Regions from separate parts of the Homo sapiens genome. Here region 1 is linked to region 2. A link is a loop called in an ENCODE intact Hi-C map of the cell type or tissue named here. Cell type or tissue: chondrocyte. All regions are shown on one strand.

Region 1 (5,000 bases), 670 kb before region 2:
CAAAGCAAAACACCAAAAGCAGAAAACATAAATGATTAGATTAACAGATCTGAATACATTAAAGGGGTATTATTTTTGTTTTGTTTTGTTTTGTTTTTGAGACCGAGTTTCACTCTTGTTGCCCAGGCTGAGAGTGCAATGGCTCACTCTTGACTCACCTCAGCCTCTGCCTCCCAGGTTCAAGCGATTCTCCTGCCTCAGTCTCCCCAGTAGCTGGGATTATAGGCATGTACCACCACACCTGGCTAATTTTGTATTTTTATTACAGATGGGGGTTTCTCCATGTTGGTCAGGCTGGTCTTGAACTCCCGACCTCAGGTGATCTGCCCGCCTCGGCCTCCCAAAGTGTTAGGATTACAGGCGTGAGCCACTGCGCCCAGCCCATAAAAGTTTAAAGTCACTATATGTCAAAAATATTCCACCATAACCCTAATCTTAACCCTAAACATAATTAAAAACTTAAAAGTGTAGTCCACACACACGCACACACACACACGGAAAAAAATATCAATGTGAAAATGTGTTCAACTTAAAAGTTGTTTTTTTTTTTTAAAGTATAAGTATGTTAAAGAACACAGTTACTGGCTGGGCACGGTTGAGGTAGGTGCATCACTTGAGGTCAGGAGTTCGAGAAGACAGTTACTGAAAGGATACCTTTCTGACCTCTCAGAGTTTTGTCAGTTACAGACTGAGCTTGATTCCCCCCATGTATTACTTTCCTATTCTGTGGTAATTTGCTGTATCAAATTACCACAAATTTAGAGGCTTAAACAACATAAATTTATTATTATTATTATTGAGATGGGGTCTCACTCTGTCCCCTTGGCTGGAATGCAGTGGGACACTAACAACTCACTGCAGCCTCAACCTCCTGGGCTCAGGTGATCCTCCCACCTCAGCCTCCCTGGTAGCTGAGACTACAGGCACATACTACCACACATGGTTAATTTTCATATTTTTTGTAGAGACAGGGTTTCACCATTTTGTGCAGGCTGGTCTCCAAATCCTGAGCTCAAGCAATCCACCTTCCTTGGCCTCTCAAAGTGCTGGGAATTACAGGTGTGAGCCACTACATGCGGCCAAATTTATTATTTAAGAGTTCTGGAGATCAGAAGTACCAAATTGGTGAAGAGGGCTGCATTCCTTCTGGAAACTCTTGAAGAGAATCCCTTTCCTTGCCTTTTCCAGCTTCAGGGGGCTGTCCACATTCCTTGGTTAGTTAGCACATAGATATCTTTGGGGAGGGGGTCATTATGCTGCCTATTGCACCTCAGTTCCACAAAGCTGAGTTATCCCAGAGGTCATGGTACTCAGGAAGTAGGAACCCCAGGGCTAATGGAGGCAGCTACTCAAAAGCAGTTCTTACATCCATAGCTAAGTCATTCTGGGTCCAATTCAGGGATCCATTTAGTGAAAAACAAGAGATACAAAAATTAGCCGGGCATGCTGGTGTGTGCCTGTAATCCCAGCTACTCGGGAGGCTTGAGGCAGGTGAAGCGCTTGAACCCGGGAGGCAGAGGTTGCAGTGAGCAGAGATCGCTCCCCGGAACTCCAGCCTGGGAGACAGAGCAAGACTCTGTCTCAAAAAAAAAAAAAAAAAGATATACCAAAATTATTTTGCTTCTTATTTTAAGGTTGGTGAGAAGGTAAAGTTTTTTTTTTTTTAAAATAGCATCTCTACCTATTTTCATTTTGTAAAAATGCATTCATTTGGAGGTGATTTTTTAATTCTTGAAAAGTTGTCCTGAAGAACCGGAATCAGACCTATTCCATGTGGTTGCAGAGGGCAGACCCAGAAGCAGCCATGGGGGAGATACCTGTTTTATTCAAAGAGGATCTTTTCTGACAGTTATCCTTGTTCAAAATGCAATGAACTACCTCAAAAAAAAAAAAGGGAATACAATTAGCTTTATAAAAAATTTAGTACAATGCTTCTTTCCTCTTTCATTTTATAGACAGTGAGGAAAATCTGTGTTTAGTGCTTAGAGTCTTTAAACTCCCAGTAGATTATCAGATTAATGTTAAGACTGATGTGAATGCTTAACCAGTTTCCACTGGCCCTAAAATGCCTGAATTTAACAGTAAGCCCTCCAAAACAGTTATTTCATATAGATGAAATTTCTAATCACAGACCACCAAGAACTTTTGAAAAATTTAAAGGTTGTCTTCTTTCATAGCTTACTCACTTATTTCTGTTTTTAAAATGAAGCATGATTATGAGACATGCTCAAGGACAGCTCAGTGGAGGATGCAGAGGTTTTTGCTCTCATTAACACTGGGTTCAAGACCCAGGCGGCTGGGCGCGTTCTTTAAACTCCCTTTGCTTCAGTTACTTTTCGGCGTCTAGGTGCCGTTCCCTTTTTGGCAATCCGACGGAGAGAGAAGCAAGCGAGGAGACAGGGTGGTGCATTCTGCCACGCTGGCCCCTCACCTCTGTCATCACAGGGCGTTCTGGGTTCCTCTGAGAGGAGTTTTTCCCTTATAAGGAGGCAGTAGTGGGATTCCTCTTCGGAAGATTAGCCCTGCCTGTAGCCAAGTAGAACGAAAGGATTTGTGTGTAAGACTGTTGATTAGCCCGTCTTTGGTCTATAGCATTCTAAAGCAAAAACCTTGACAGGACAGGGGTGAAAGAAGGTGACATCCGTGACAGGAGGTAGGCAGGGAAGCTCAGGTCAGCTCAGTGCAGGGGAATAATGTTGGTAACTGCAAGCAGCATCCTGAACGGCCGCGGGAAGAACTTGGAAATTCTTTAAGAGAACGTACTTTTTGCTCTCTGTGATCCGGCGGCCATTTTTTTCCGACTGTCTGTGGGTAAACGAGCAGCCCCTGTTGGCTCCGAAGGTAATAACAGCTTTTCGCAGAGACGTTTTGAATATGCGCCGGTAGGGGGCAGCGATGAGGCGGTTGCAAATCCCCAAGCATCCCGTCAACTGGTGAGCTTTCGCGCTGAAGGAAACGTAAAACAGTGGATAAATATAAGAGTGGAGAGAGAAAGCCAACTATAAACCTCAGTAACATCTTTCTCTATATATTTTTTCCTTTAGAGGAAGAGAGGACTCGTCTTTAAATGTGCACATTAGTATGTTTCTTAATACGTATGAACCGGAAAGGAGGCAAACTTCTTAACTTCAAAGACACTATTTACTTACAAAGGTACCCTTAATGAGGGAGGGGGGCAAAAGAGACGGGGTCTCGCTATGTTGCTCAGGCTGGAGTGCAGTGGCTATTCACAGGCGCGATCCCACTACTGATCAGCACGGGAGTTTTGACCTGCTCCGTTTCCGACCTGGGCCGGTTCACCCCTCCTTAGGCAACCTGGTGGTCCCCCGCTCCCGGGAGGTCACCATATTGATGCCGAACTTAGTGCGGACACCCGATCGGCATAGCGCACTACAGCCCAGAACTCCTGGGCTCAAGCGATCCTCCCACCTCAGCCTCCCGAGTAGCTGGGACTACAGGCACGCGCCACCGCGCCCGGCGGTCGGAGACGCTGCGAAAAGCTACTAGAAGCTGCAGGGCAGTTACGTCATTGGGGAGCGGGGGGGCCACGCCGGGCGACGTGAGCTTGGACACACCCACACTGGGCGGTCTGGAGGCTACGTTAGTGTGGCGTCATCCGAGCTGGGCAGCCGTTCTGCCTTACAGGGTTGGGACCCCGGAAGCTTATCGGCGCGGTTGCGGCCGCGGCTCCCTGTGTTTTGATCAGAACACCACGTTCCTGCTTAACAGAAATTGGTCAGTATGCGCTTAATGCTCATAGTGTGGCGTCCGGACACGCAGCGAGAGAAAAACGCAATAACCTGGTCCGTCAGCGTTGCTTGCTTCAGCAGGCCTTAAATATGTGCTGCATCTTTTGGGGGACGTTACTTAAGAGGCAAACATCTGGCTCGAAGTCTTCCATTATTTTCAGCAAGCATTTAGGAGGTGACTGCACTATAAGGAGAATAACCCACAGTAGCACAGGTTGGGAGTCTGCACAGTGCCGAGGCCAGCTCAGTCTTCACTATTCGAACGAAGGAAGCCTGGGGCAACTGTTTGTTTTCTCTGCCCTGCGTGTTAGTTGCCCGTTGTTTTTGGAGAAAAAACTAGTATCGGGGTATATTGGTGGAAAAATTTGGATTTGGCAGCTTGAAGCCTTTTTTGCGACAAGCTTAGGTTAGGAAGGGATAGAGGGGAGGAAAGAAAAAATAATTTTCGACCATAGTAGATCTGCGAAAGCAGACCTTCTGTTTGTCCTCTTATCTATAGTCTTTCCCTCACCCCCCACCCCTTGTCTCCTAAAAACCAGTCCAGACTTTCCCCGCCACCTCCGTCCTTGTAGCAGATAACGTTGCTCCTTCCTTCATGGATAAATTGAAGGCCAACAGACAAAAACTTTTCAACTCTTTGCTGCTCTGTCCGCTCTAAATTTATCTTTACACCTTCAGAGAAGAGCACCCTTCTGTTTTCCCCTCCTACCTCAAACCCAGTAGGTCAAAATTCTTCCATCAATCATTTTTACCCATTCTATCTCTCTCTTTCATTTATACAGATTCCAAGCTGCCTTTCTTCTAAAAAAAAAAAAAAAAAAAAAGTAAAAAAACTCCTTTGACCTTGCCTTTCTAAATGAAATCTGTCTGTTGTTTTCATGGCTGCACTTCTTGAAACCATGTTCTACAATTGCTACATTTGCTTCTTAACCTTCTGTCTTCAGTCCATAGCCCACCAATCCACTGAAACTATTCTAGCTAAGGCTACGATACCCAAGCCTCCTAATTGGCAGGTCTAAGGGACCCTTTCTGACATAGGTGATGTAATTTACCACCAATCTCTGTCACTTGTGACTGCTGTTTCCTCCCTGAACGTTTCTTCTCCCTGGTTCTTGTTCACAGCCCCTGATATTTCCTCCCAGGCTCTCTCTTCTGCCCACCCAGCAAATGTTTTTGTTCCTTACAGTTCCCTCCTAAATGTTCTCTGTTCTCTCACCGTGTTCTTCATGAGTGATGTAATAAATTCTCAAG
Region 2 (5,000 bases):
AAGACAAGGAGCTAAGAACGCCTTAAGGATGTTTAGAATCAGAGGCTGGCCTAGTGTGCAATGAATATACATGTAAGTGTGAGGAAGCAACATTGTGAGGGTAGAGGAAGCAACATTGTGAGGGTAGGGGACCATGTGTTAAGGGGTGAAGGTAGAGTATGATGAATATTCGGTTTTTGATTCTGTTTGGGAACTGCAGAAGAGAGACTAGGGCAGGAAGGCACCAGGGTAAAAGGCAGGCATTAGCTGCCCCTTAAATATAATCTTTGCTTTTTCTCAGGCATGAATAAAATCCTGCTCCAGAGTTGCTTTAGTTACTACATCTATGAAGAAAAAGGGTGGAGGTCTTAAGATCTTTATGGGAAAAACACTCCTAAAACTTTATTGTAGTAGGGAGAAGAGAATATATACAAGTAGAATTTATACTATTGTAAATTAACATGAACTAAATTGAACTCGTCTAACACACAGTGAATCATAAGACAAAGATGACTAAAAAATGAGACTGAGAAAGGAAATAGGAATTTCAATTTTCTGAAGAGCATTCCACAAAATGGCTAATCCCTGGATAAACAACTAAGTTAACTACCTCTAATTTTACATAAAGAAGAAGAGGATTGTTACAAACATACACTTTGAGTTCAAAGGTATTCACAAGGTAAGAGCCAGAACCTTGCTCACAATTCATCACCTCAGTACCTCTACCAGTGCCTGGTACAGAAGACTCAAATGCTTGTTTAAGCAATAAAAAGCCTATCCATTACAGTTTATCTCAGTAGAATCAAACAGTGCTAGGGCTGTTTGATAATACCACTACCTTGAAATGCTAATATTAATTAGGAGGAAATTAAAAGTAAGTAGAAAGAGGGGAACCACCTGTGCAAAACAACAACCTAACCCCAGAGGAATCTACTGGTTAATTACCCAAATGACACAAAACCACTTCAGCGATATGCAGAAGTGTTGTTTGGCACAATGCGATATATATCATGATCAAATCCAATAAACAACGCCGTTGCAAAAAGCAAAGGAATTTGCCCTTAATATTCATAGGCTGCACTAATGCTCCCTTTTTGGAACACACAACAAAAAGCATAAGGCAATCTCAATCTCTTTCCTCTGAACCATTCAAGAACTCAGCGGATTTGGGGAATTGGGTTTGCTTCTCTACAATGTTTTTTAAAATCCTAAATTAGGTGTAACTTACTCTCATCGTTTGTCTTAAGTAATACAAAACAGCACAATACAAAGACAGCGGCTCATATCCACTCTTGGTTATAGGATGTTATAAATCCCTGAAAGGAACCGCTAAAGTAAAACAAAACCCAGCAAGTTAATATCACATTTTTATCGCCAACCAAAAACAAACGATCAAACTTCCACCAGGAAAAGCATCTTTTTATATGGGATAATGCTTGCATAAATGTCACCAATATTAGTTTGCTTACAGTTAAAGCTCAGAGACAGGGTTTCATATGGCTTTTTTAGTCAAACTCATCCATTGAAACAAATTTTTTTAAAAAAATGCAAATGTCTGAATGTCAATATTCTTTCCTGTCTATCTTCCATGAAGCATTTTTCCATGCTAACACTAGAGCATCCTTCGGTGTAATTCCACAAGCAGATTCAAATTCCCTTCAATACCATAAATAAGCCCTATTAAAAAGCCTTTAAACCACAAAAAAAGTGCAACAGCGGTTTGCAACTGTGTGGTTAGTTCTGCCTGTTGGTAGCGATTAGAACAAGCCATGAGTCGAGGGTGCTCAGAACCGAGTAAAAGGGACCCCGGCCGCTTTCTCCCCAAGAGGCAACAATAAAAGCATCCTCCTCTCGCCCCAATACTTCGCAGGAAAGTGGCCCCATTCCCGGGACCCAGTCGACCGCAGGAAAAAAGCACGGCCAGCCTCACTTACCTTATAGACGTCCCCGTAGGTGCCGCTGCCGACCCTCTGGACGAGTTCGTAGTCCTGCTGCGGGTTCCGCCTCAGGATGTCCGCGGCAGGCCGCAGCGGGGCCTCCATCTTCACTTAGGGCCCGGCCCCCGCCAGCTCACCCCGCGGCTCCCGGATTCCCGCTAACAAGCACGAACGGCGCCGCTTCCCAACATGGAGCCTCCGCCCGCAGCTCCGTCTGCACGAGGGACGAGCAAAGGCTGGTTGGCGTCGCAGGCTACGACCCCCAGCGGCCCGCGCCCTCGCGGCCCGGCCCCTTCCCTTCCGTCCCGCCAGGGGCCGTGGAAGAGAAAGGGGCCTGGAAGGGCCCCCGGCGCCCCGTATCCCCGTTCGGTCTGCGGCCCTTCCCCCTCCCCGGCCGCCCGCGAACTGCCCGACGAGGCCTCCCCGCCAGCCGGGGCCCAGGGCCGGCTCCGTACCTAATGGGGGCGGCCCCGTCTTTGTTGAGCGCGGAGCCCGGGACCTACTTCCTAGACCGCACCCGCGTCCTCCTCCCGCGCGCCGGCCGGCAGCTCCGGGTTTGCCGTCGCCGCCGCCGCCACTCAGCCGCTGCACGGCGCGTCCTCTCGGGGGCGGCGGAGGCGCGTACAGTCGCCGCCGCCGCCGCCGCCGCACCACGTTCCCCACCCGGGGCTGCGTCACCGGGAGACACGTTCCCAGCCAGCATGGGTCGGCGCCCAGCGGCCCGCCCGAGCACTCCGGCCGCAGAACCAGAGTGCCGCCCTGAGGCCTGCTGAGAACACAACACCCTCCCGACCGCGCCACCGCGCCCCCCTAGCCGGGCGCGTCCTTGCAGGGCCTGGGCTGTCTCCCTCCCACTCTCAGAAATAAGGCACACGCCTGGGCATTCGTGGGCCAACGGGCCTTGGCTAAACCGTCCCCACATTTGTCAGGTAGGCCTGTAGGGTGACGGGTAGAGGAAGAAGGGCGATGGGAACGTAGCCCTCCAAGTTAAACACGGAAAAGGTACGTTAAGGGCACCGGGCCAGAAGTAACCTGGCAGCGGGGCGCCGGGGAAGGAGGTGGGGGAGTGCCAGGTTAACTAAGTCCCGGCACACCCTACTGCACCTTCCTGTTTTGCAAACCGATCCCGGTGGTACCAGTTTGAGGCTGCACTGCACACCTGCACAACCTGCCTTCTACTTAGTTCTTCTGAGACATTTCTGAAAGTCTGAATTCCTAGGACTGCTCAATGACCTTTGTCCCTGTTGGGCACACGCAGTGTCTCATCGCTGGTATTGCACCTTTAATGAGACCAGGAGTTCCGCAAAAGTAAAACAAAGGGGTCACAGACTGGTTCTGGTTCTACCACTTCCTCAGTATGTGCTCTGGGACAAAACAGCATATTTGGCAACATCTCGGTGTCCTTATCTGCAGCTTGAAGAGGGTAAGATTTTGCATCTGACACCCAGGAAAGTGTTTATAAAGCGTTTTACAGGATAGTAAGGGGGGTTATCGAATATAAGAGGTCTTAAAATACTTAACAATGCACAGCATATATGGAACAGGAGTTCGGGGAAGTAATTTGGCTGATATTTCACAAGCTGTTTTGCAGTTTCAGTTCCAGTCTTGCTCTGAAGGTAGAAATTAAGTTGCCAGTGTTACATTATACTGGCTAAGTTATTTCTAGAGCCTCATAGAGAATTTGAACAGAAAAGCCAGATAACACTCAGCCACTGCATTTAGTGACTGAAACATCATAAAAGAGCAAGTTGGAGATGTTGGCTTGTGGCTTTGAACATCCAATTTTTAATTCTGCTCTTGAGAATTAAAATACTCCTTATTGTTGATAATTGTATAATGTATAATAAGGAGTAATTGACAATACTCCTTATTGTTGATAATTGTATAATGTAGAAATTAAATTCGCACCTTAACAGGACAGGGCATATATGTATTTTCTTGTGCTCCACACACAAAGGGCACTTATTTGGGGAACATAAGTAAGCCCAGACTTACATGCTCCATGGACAAAGCCTATGTGTTTGCTGCATTGAAAAAATTGTTGAAGAACAGTTCCTTCTTTCAAAGATTCTTGGCACTTGTTTTGGTGGGCACATACTTTTGGCTTCGATGACTCAAAATCTCTTCAAATGTTCTATTGGTATCTTAGCACTTGTTTACTGTCATAGATTCATTTGAGATTTTTTTCCTCTGGCCATATAAGCACTGATCCTTTATCTAGTCTGAAATATATTTATTCTTACATGTTTACACTTGCGTTACTCCAGGGAATTTCAGGCAGCACACAGAAAACACTTACTATAAAACAAGATAAAAATAAGTGGGCAAACTAGTATGACGTTAAAGAGAAGGAAAATACGAAACCAGAACAGTGTGACAAATCGGCCAACCAGAGGATTTTATAGTGTTTTTGAGATCAAGAGTAACCAATTGATCAAGAAGAGGCATATATTTTCCTAATGCAAAGACTTCCAAAAATTTTATTTAATGAGCCTTCTTCATAAAGTAGAAACTGAATGCCCAGTTTGAGACGAGGACAAATATCCTGACAATCCTTTAAGCATGTTATTCTTGAAATACAGCATTTAAAATGAATTAGGCAGTGAAATGTTTGAGGTCATAGGCTTCAACAAGACCCTGGAGTGCGGATATTTTATGTTGCCAGTAATGGCAGATCCATATGCTTTGACCATCAACCTAGAGGCAGATAGCATGGAAAAAGTCAAGACTCTATGTGGTGGTTAAAAAGTCGAGACTCTATGTGTCTGCTATAATCATTATTTTACTTGTACTGCAATTCATGCAAAGAGGAAAACATTTGTTTTATACTAACTCCAAAAGAATCTTAAGGATTTTTAAAATACTGGTTGAGTTAATTTTAACAAGATCAGTGAAGTGGGTTGCTTTGTAAAGAAATGCAAATTCAATTTACTTAAATGTACACTGAGTAAATTTAATTTTACATCCTAGACAATTAAGCAAACAATTTCAAGGTTGAAGTTTATGTAATAATATGTTAGTTATGTCATGGTAACTGACCAGAGAGTTTCTTACAAACCACCCAGTTTCATATGACAAGGTATG

The links. A loop is a pair of places that touch in the nucleus more often than their neighbours do. Peaks named below come from ENCODE experiments on the same cell type or tissue, not always from the same donor. Only the 100,000 strongest peaks of a DNase experiment are listed, where the experiment ranks them.
Region 1: it touches region 2 in a loop (4-fold over the local background); 37 of 110 quality-filtered maps call a loop at or near these places.

Annotation. Positions count from the first base shown.
Region 1 is chr14:49,859,371-49,864,370 of GRCh38, forward strand. It overlaps LOC105378179 (a long non-coding RNA gene), which reads right to left. Exons shown (of 3, transcript XR_943839.3): 2 at 3,150-5,000; 3 at 524-2,946. It also overlaps RN7SL2. Among named protein-coding and RNA genes, the nearest start is that of NEMF, 9.1 kb to the left of the region's middle. RefSeq lists enhancers at 2,600-3,200, 3,893-3,992. In chondrocyte, CTCF peaks have their summits at 2,597 and 2,866 (motif pointing right); DNase peaks (open chromatin) are centred at 2,828 and 3,571.
Region 2 is chr14:50,530,029-50,535,028 of GRCh38, forward strand. MAP4K5 (mitogen-activated protein kinase kinase kinase kinase 5) reads right to left here and starts at 2,541. Exons shown (of 33, transcript NM_006575.6): 1 at 2,420-2,541; 2 at 1,914-2,130. The coding sequence starts at 2,021. It also overlaps a transcript of ATL1 not described here. RefSeq lists a silencer at 2,235-2,864. In chondrocyte, a CTCF peak has its summit at 2,686; DNase peaks (open chromatin) are centred at 2,053 and 2,653.